2 separate regions of the Mus musculus genome follow, and region 1 is linked to region 2. Evidence: chromatin loops called from intact Hi-C (ENCODE). Cell type or tissue: heart. All regions are shown on one strand. Each heading gives the region's core, and the rest is flanking DNA. Links, peaks and the distances in the headings are about the cores only.

The links. Peaks named below come from ENCODE experiments on the same cell type or tissue, not always from the same donor. Only the 100,000 strongest peaks of a DNase experiment are listed, where the experiment ranks them.
Region 1: a loop joins it to region 2, with 2.3 times the contacts of the local background. A loop is called at or near these places in 4 of 42 quality-filtered maps.

The regions. Positions count from the first base shown.
Region 1 is chr14:118,714,190-118,718,440 of GRCm38, reverse strand. It overlaps Gm27198 (predicted gene 27198), which reads left to right. Exons shown (of 6, transcript NR_166836.1): 6 at 127-913. Among named protein-coding and RNA genes, the nearest start is that of Abcc4, 10 kb to the right of the region's middle. In heart, for the core only: no CTCF peak of the experiment used is centred there; a DNase peak (open chromatin) is centred at 1,820; H3K27me3 peaks cover 59 bases.
Region 2 is chr14:118,665,417-118,669,667 of GRCm38, reverse strand. It overlaps Abcc4 (ATP-binding cassette, sub-family C (CFTR/MRP), member 4), which reads left to right. Exons shown (of 31, transcript NM_001033336.3): 2 at 561-671; 3 at 1,201-1,321. Among named protein-coding and RNA genes, the nearest start is that of Gm52104, 25 kb to the right of the region's middle. In heart, for the core only: no CTCF peak of the experiment used is centred there; a DNase peak (open chromatin) is centred at 2,097; H3K27me3 peaks cover 86 bases.

The sequences.
Region 1 (4,251 bases), core at 725-3,224, 49 kb before region 2:
ACCCTAGGAAATTCAGAAACCGTAGAAAAAACGGCAAGAAGAAATCACCTGTAATTCTAGCTGTTAGAGAAATACTGAATGATCTAATAATTGGACATGGTTGCATCTGATCTCCTTTTCACACAGGATGGTGTCCACTTGGCCTGGAATGGCTTGGACAGAAGGGCTGAGAAGAGCTGCCCCCTATCAGTTCGTGGCGTTTCTTCAGGAGACCCTGGTGCTGCGCCTGCCTGCTTCCAGTAGAGCAAGGAGGATCCACTCCCCTGTCCTAGCAAGAGAGTAGTTCTGGTGGCACAAGACAAGTGTGGTTTTCCTTTGGACTGTGAAATGGGAGATAATTCTGCCAGCGGTTTACTTACAACTACTTAAATATCGGACCCACAATTTTTAGTATAAGTAGGATTTGGCATATTCTTTCCAAATATGTCAGTGATCTTTTCCAAATCACTAACAAGATGTCTCAGTACCATTTACGGAGTAATAGATCCATTCTTTGTTACTTTGAATTTCTGCCATGAGGCTCCTTATATTGTTGTCTAAAATTGGAGTATATTGTGTTTCATCGCTCTTTATGTGCCTGAGTATTTTTTTTTAAGTACAGCTCGTTGTATTTCTCCTCTGAATTGTCAACTTGATTTTCTGCAGTGAGGATGCTTGGGACGGTGTCTGGGGACGCGTGTATCCTGGGCACCACTAAGCTATGTCCTGCACTGGCACCTTACACCATTTCATTTCCATAGTCCCTGCTCTGCCTTATCTTTATGTCTTTGAAATTCGTGCAACTTTTGGTCCACATGAAGCGTATATGATAGAGTGAGGATTACTATTCTCTCAAGTTTTATCCCAGTATTTAGCAATTTTATCTTTGTGAACTAGTAAGGATTATTTAAAATTAAAAAAAATAATACATATGCATGGGTGTTTTGCCTGCATGTATGTCTTCGTATCGTGAGCATTTCTGGTGCCTGTGGAGGTCAGAAGAGGGTCAGCCTCTGGAGCTGGGAATTGAACCTGGGTCCTCTGGAAGCAGCGATCGCTCCAGATCCCGTGGAGCTGGAGTCCCAGGCAGTTGTAAAGGACAACATTTAATCGGAGCTCGATTACAGATTCAGAATTTCAGTCCATTATCATCAAGGTGGGAGCATGGCAGCATCCAGGCAGGCATGGTGCAGGAGGAGCTGAGAGTTCTACATCTTCATCTGAAGGCTGCTAGGAGAAGACTGGCTCCCATGTGGTTAGAAGGGCAAGGGTCTCATTGCCCAGCCCCACAGTGATACACTTCCTCCAACACGGCCACACCTCCTAACAGTGCCACTCCTCCCTTGGGCAAGCATAGTCAAAGCACCGCACTGCACACATGTCCTTTCATCAGCTTTGTTGTGTAAGGCAGCAGACCAAGGGGAGGGATGTCCATCCTGAAGAATAGCTAACATTTTATATGTAAGCGGGAGTGAAGAAAGGCTTCCAACATTCACTCAGCGTATGCCGCCGACGGGTGGAAAAATAAGGATTGCTGTTCTCACATAAAGCGTACAAACTGGAAAAATCTCATCTCCACCCATGCGGACTCAGCACTGGGGTGATAGATGCTTATCCCCAGGTCTACTTCCTTTTCAAGTTACCACAGCAAGCTCTTTACCCCTTACCCGCTGAGCTGTCTGTCGTAAATGCGTTTCAAAAGTGCACTTTTTATGGTAGGAACTGTCTTGTTTTGTTTTTGAAATGGCATCTCTGGGTGCTGGACAAGGTGACTTCTCTGCTGCTTTGGCGGCGATGTCTACACTCTAGGGTTTACAGGACACAGCTTGCCTGCCAACCATGCCACCAACTTGACTCTGGTGACCCTGTGCCAACCTCCTCTGACAAGGCCCTTGGCTCCTGTTCTTGGTCTCTTTGTTCATGCCCAGCCTTGTGGCATGAGATTACATCAGGTACAGCAGAATTGTTGACTCATTGACTGTAATCCCTGACTTTTGCCTGGTGACTCTTAATATATGTGAGCGGAAATGGGGAGGACTCCTGCAAGACTAAGATGCCAGAGCGAGCAAGAAGTTTGGCCAAATCTTGTTTGTGTGTCCCCCAATGGAGAGTGTATGTCACTTTGTTCTAAACTTATGTGATTCCAAACACTATTTATTGTCAGGCTAAGAAAAGGTACACTTCCTTCTCAATGGAAAGTAAATATTATGGAAGAAAACAAAATTATTTTGAGGTCAACAGGCTGGTTCATAAAAGACACATGACTCCAAATCTGAAGCTCTGAGCTGGAACCCTGGGGAAGAACTGAGTCCTGCCAGCTGTCCTCTGACCTCCATGTGCACCACTGAACATGTACACATACATGTATGTTCTCTCTCTCTCACGTATGCTCTCTCTCTCATACCAAATGAATAAGGGTAATAAAACTATTGTTCTAGCAAGTCCTTAGTGTGCATGACATAACACCTGGCTTGAAATCTGATCCTAGACTGTGCTGCGCTCCTTTGGAAAGTTAAGTTTTTAACCTACTGTACTTCACTTCTGTTGTGGCTGTAACTGAGGTAACTGACTTTGGCGATGGTTGACTTTTGTGCTGTGAAGAACTTCTGAAACTCACAAGGCCTCTGCTTTGCTTTAGAGACCGTGTCTCACGTAGCCCAGAACAGCCTAGAACTTTCTATACAGCCGGGGATCACCTTAAACTTCTGCTCCTCCTGCGTGCTGGGATTGCAGGACGCTCCACCAGGCTGGGGTTATAGGGTACCGAGGATAAAGTGTGGGCTTCGTTCCCGCCCCACAAGAACTCTTCCAGCTACACCATGTTCTCAGCCTGTCGCACGCTCTGTCGTATGGAATAATTATACTACTTCCTTAAAAAACAAAAACACTTAATCTTTCTTTATTTTAAGGTTGACTTAGAAAACTTGGAAGGATCTATATTTGCTTTGAGTTTTAATCACCTATAATCTCACAATATTTACTGTTAGAGTTCTGGAACATTTTGTTTTGGTCTTGTTTAGTTTCATGCATTCTGGAACAGAGTGGGCTCAGTGGTTTTGCATTCTCATACGACTATTTTTCTAATTTTTATTGTTTGGGGACTTGAAAGCAAACCTAGAGCCAAGCCTCTGAGTGCTAAGCTGGGTATGGCGGGCTGTGCCTGTAGTCCCGGTGTTTGGGAAACTGGGGCATGAGATCAGCTTGAGGCTGGGAGTTCTAGGGCAGTCTTAGACGTACAGTGACGTTGCTGTCTCCTAAACAAGAAGGCCAACTATAGTACAAAGGCCTTAGCTCAGTCCTCAGCACTGAGGGTGGGCCTGGACAATTTGAAGGGTCTACTTGATTTAGTAGAGGATCCCGAGACATAGGTCAGAGAAGCTGTGAACTGTATGTGGCTGTCTTTCAACTCTCCTGCGGTCTTGCTGATCTCTTCACAATTGATCTCTTGCCAATTGCTTCACCATCATCCTTGCCTTTTGTGCTGGAAGCTCTTTGCTCTAGATTGGCTCCTTGTCCACCATCTGGCTTCCGGCCACCCTCCAAGGAGCCGTCTCTAGGTACTCATAAACACATAGGTTAGTGACTTATCACCTGGATGTCATTAAAATTCCTAAAGTGAAATGCTTGGATCAAAAAACTCGTAGTAAATCTTGCGAAATTGTTTTCTGAAGAGGCACTTGGTACTAGTTCTCTAGGGTGGTGTAAAAGAAATGGGCCCCAGGTAGCACTGAAAAGCCAAGTTTGTTTTATTTAGCCTACAGATTTAGTTTTATTATTAGGGTGTGAGAGTTTTGCCCAAATGTATATATGTGTATGATGTGAATTTTTGGTTCAGGCAGAGGTCAAAAGAGGGTGTTGGATCTCCAGGAACTGGAGGGACAGAGAGTTGGCAAGGGATGAGGGTGCTGGGGTCAATATCTGTCCTTGGGAAGAGCAGCCAGTGTTTATAACCCCTGATCGAACAGGCATGGTCACATGACCTGCGCACTCTTTTGGAAGGTGAAATGAGTGGTGTCAATGGTCATCCACTGGTGAGGACAATGTTGTCCATTGAAATATAAAATGACACAAACTGCATAATTTTAGATTTTAGTAAGATATAAGAACAGAAACAAAGCAGAACAGAACAAAACAAAACAAAACACCCTGTGTGTCTAAATTTTATCATTTAAATCTACAGTCAGTGTAAAAAAAAATCAGGTTTGGGAGGCTTCAACTGTACTCAAGGGCTATGGTCTCCTTCCCGTGTCCCCTTAGCTTTCCCTTTCTTAT
Region 2 (4,251 bases), core at 1,105-3,604:
TCTATTGCAAAGGCCCCGAGTTTAGAAAAATTGTTAATAAAAGGACCAAGCAGGTTTCTGTACCTGGTCAGTGGTAAATCTCTCTCTCTCTCTCTCTCTCTCTCTCTCTCTCTCTCTCTCTCTCACACACACACACACATGTATACATATATATATATATATATATATATATATATATATATATATATATATATATATATATATATGTATACATGTGTGTCTATATACTAGGGGTAGATAGTTGACACCTAGAGATATGTAGTGATAGGTCACAGGTTCTGACTGAGCTGGTAGAAGTAGAGAGGGGGTGACAGAGGCTGGTATTAAGAAATCAAGATATGGTGTCTTGATGTCAGGGTGCTCTCATTGACTGCCTCCCAGTGTGCAGAACGAGAGTGGGGGAGGGAGGAGCCGGTTGTATGAACGAGCACAGACTTAACCTTTCTCTGTCTCTTTGTCCATTTAAAATACGGAGGGTGACAAAACGCGCTGAGGCGAGAGTCTACTTAGATGCAAACGTGGGGGTCTGAGTGTGTTATCAATCCCTTTAACTTTGACAGGTGGCTCAACCCGCTGTTTAAAACTGGTCATAAGCGGAGACTGGAAGAAGATGACATGTTCTCAGTGCTTCCAGAAGATCGCTCAAAGCACCTCGGAGAGGAGCTTCAACGGTAAGCAGGGGGCGGCGGGAGGAGGTGAAGCCTGAGTGTGCATGCGCAGGGTGGCCCCTTGCTCGCAGGGTGGCTTGGAGGAGGTCTGACCTCTTCCCACGTCCCTTGCTCTGTCTGGAGCTTTAATGTCCCCACGTTGCACGCCTCCCTTCAGGTTGTCCTGTCTTGGTCTGACTTAGTGACTTGGGGAAAGAAAACCTGGGTTGGGGCTCTATAGGTCTTGATGGCTGAGATCTGTCCCTGGGGCTGGTCTCACCAGAGCAGTAACCTGCCCTCTCTGGCTGCCAGGGCTGTTGTAATCCAGCAGAGCTCGGCAGTGACCTGTCCCCGGAGATGTCTCCCCTTGAGGTCTCTCTTTCTGGTGCAACAGAGTCTGCCTCACACATCTTTCTGGGTCCCTCGGGACGAGCCAGTGTTTGTATAGCATCTGCGGGGTAGCCCTGTCATAAACACTTACCTGTCCTTCTGCCCTTCCGTTTTACTCAACGGCAGTCCTACTGTTCCTGACTCCGCGTTTGTCTCACTGCAGGTACTGGGATAAAGAACTTCTGCGAGCCAAGAAGGACTCGAGGAAGCCCTCCTTAACAAAGGCAATCATAAAGTGTTACTGGAAGTCTTACCTGATTTTGGGAATTTTTACGTTAATTGAGGTAAATGTTAGTCATATCCTGACTGCTGTCTCTGAGTGGGTTTACCAGGAGGAGGCGTGGAGTCCTGACGGTCGATCATTGTTGGAGTGAGTGGGGACCAGCAGGCAGAATGAGCTTTGAAAATGTCTTGGGTTCAGGGAGGAAGCGTGGTGATGCTCATTATCACATCTTTGGAATGGGTGATGCTTTGGTGACTGAAGCTGAAGACATTGCCGTTTCTTCTAATTAAAGCGCAGTGCTATCTCGCAGCTGTTAAGATCGCTTACTGCTGTTGCAGACATCTGGAGTTCAGTCCCCAGCGCCTACAGGGTGGCTCACAGCCCTTCCTGAGGTCCAGTTCACGGAGAGTCTCCGCCATCCTCTGACCTGCATGGGCTCCAGCCTATACGCAGTACACACAGATTGCAGGTACACACACACACACACACACACACACACACACTACATACATCTTAACAAATGTTTGAAGTCCAGTCTCACAGGAAGCTGACAGCACCTCTGAGTGCTGGTGTTCGGTGTGTAAATTCACCTTGTCCTCTTTGATGCTCATGAGGAAATACATTTGGATCAGAGCCCAGAATAACCAGTGCCCAATAAGTAATTGTTAACTGAACCATGCCAGATCTGATAAATGCCTTCCTGGGAGAGTATTGTCAACTTTCCCTTCCCAGGTAAACAAGACATGGTGTCATGTGCCCGGGCTTGCTGTGGGGCCCTGGAGTCTCTCACCCTCCTGCTGACCGATCGTTGGCTGGGCACTGAGAGCTGAATCTACTCTGGCCATGGACCAGCTTCAACTCTCGTGACCTCCTGTACCATTCATCCTGGGTTCTTGCTGCGGAGCAGATTGCTGGTCTGACGTTGAGTTCTGGTGGTATGGACTTAGAGAGAGCTACAGCGCTCATTCCCTGATAAACCAAAGCTGGAAGGCCATGAGTCCTTGCAGGGTCACCCGTTAGTCAGATAGTCGGCTGCCCAGTGGGCAGTGCCTGTGCTGGTCAATGGTCTGCTGGAGGGGATCCTGGAAGCCTGGCTGTGTGGCTTGTCCTTCTGGTGGCGTCTTTAAGAGAAAAATGTTATTTGTATATTTATTTACGTATGCGTGTGTTTATACCACATATATCAGGATGTCTAAGGAGGCTGGGAGAGGAGGTCTGAGCCATTAGAACTGGAGTCACAAGGCGGGTGTGAATTTCCTGACAGGGATGCTGGGATCTGAACTCGGGTCCTCTGGAAGAGCAGCAAGCCCTCTTCATCACTGGTACCCTATAATGGGCTTAAGAGTGTTGGAGGTCTCACAAGTGGCTGGACATCCTATCTATGGAAGTTGCAGCTCTGTGGAAGGGTGGTCTCTGATGCAGTGAGGTGAAAGCTGTCCCAGGTGTCTTTGATGGGGTGAGGCAGGTGGCTATCCAAGCAGGAGAGTGCGCTCTTGCTGAGCACGCCCTGTGCATGTTGAAAGGCACAGAGTTCTGTTCTATGGCCTCGGAGAAAGGTAATGGAAGTGCTTGGTTCCAGAGATCGACCTTCTGGAGGTTGCAAAGGTGCCACCATCCTTGTTCCGGACATGAGTGCTCTCTTTGAGAGGGCAGTGCCCACTGCTTGGGTGCTGTTTGTAGCTTGGAGAAAGGTAACCTTGTGATGCAGACCACATGCTGCCCCATGTTCTCTTCTCCCCCAGGGTAGTCAGGCCCACTGTGCACCTGGGTGGCCTAGACGGAGGGAAGCGTAGTCAGGCGGGTGGGTGCAGGCAAGACCTTGGTCGGCAGTGCACTGGCCAAGAACACACATGGAGACAGGGTTGGATAATTGGTTCAGTTGATTGGGGGAGCAAGTTGTTTTGTTTTATATAAAGATAAGGAGAGAAGGAATGTGTTTGGTGGAGGTGTAGTCAGGTGTGGGGGAAGGGGGTGCCTCTGCAGGCCCATGCTGAGGCATCCCTTCCCCCTGAGGGACCAGCCACATGATGGTATAGTATAGAATAGAGTTTATCTAGGGCATGGGGAGAGAGGGGTTGGGAGGGTAGTAGAGACAGAGAAAGGGAGAGAGAGAGAGAGAGAGAGAGAGAGAGAGGAAGAGAGAGAGGAAGAGAGAGAGAGAGGAAGAGAGAGGAAGAGAGGAAAAGAAGAGGTAGAGGCCGGCCATGGGCATGTGGAGAGAGGGGGAGGGGAATGGGGAGAGGGGAAGCAGGAACAAGAGACAGAGCAGGAGCAAGAGAGCAAGAGAGAGAGGAGGGGCAAGCAGCCCCTTTTATAGTGAGTCAGGTACACCTGGCTGTTGCCAGGTAACTGTGGGGTGGAGCTTAGACAAAATTCTAACACAAGGGCTATTTAAACCTTTGGGGTTTAAGTAGGAGCTGTCTGTCCTGTTGAGTGTCCATCTCTAGCTGGGACCTGGGTATTGGGGATGCCTCATTTGCATAAGGAGGCATTCCAGGTGCTGCTGGACATGACCTTATAAAGGGAAAGGAAGTTTAACCCCGGCCTTGTGGCCTCCTCAGGTGAGGCAAAGCGGGGACCCAGGACTGTGTGCACTGGGGCATGCAGGCCCCAGGTGGGGGTGGGGATCCTACTCCTGTTCATTTCAGGATAAGATTTAGGGGTTTGGACACACCTCAGCCCTACTCTTGCTCGGGGTTTGTCCCCCCACCCCCATCCCACGGTTCCCTGGCCCCACGAGTGGGGGTAACCTGAGGGTGGGAGAGAGTGCACCCTCAGGCTCCTAGCCCGGTTTTCGGTTTGCTTTACTTGTGTTGAGCGTCACGGGGATGGTATTTTTTACATGGCTGCAGAAAGTCTGAGTTTAAAATGAATAGCACAGTGAGCTGCTGTCTCTGTAGCCGCCTTGCAGAGTTTCCCGGTCAAATGCGCTGCACAACCATGGCTAGTGGAATTCCTCTAGGAAGCTCCGGAGTCTCAATATGTGCTTGG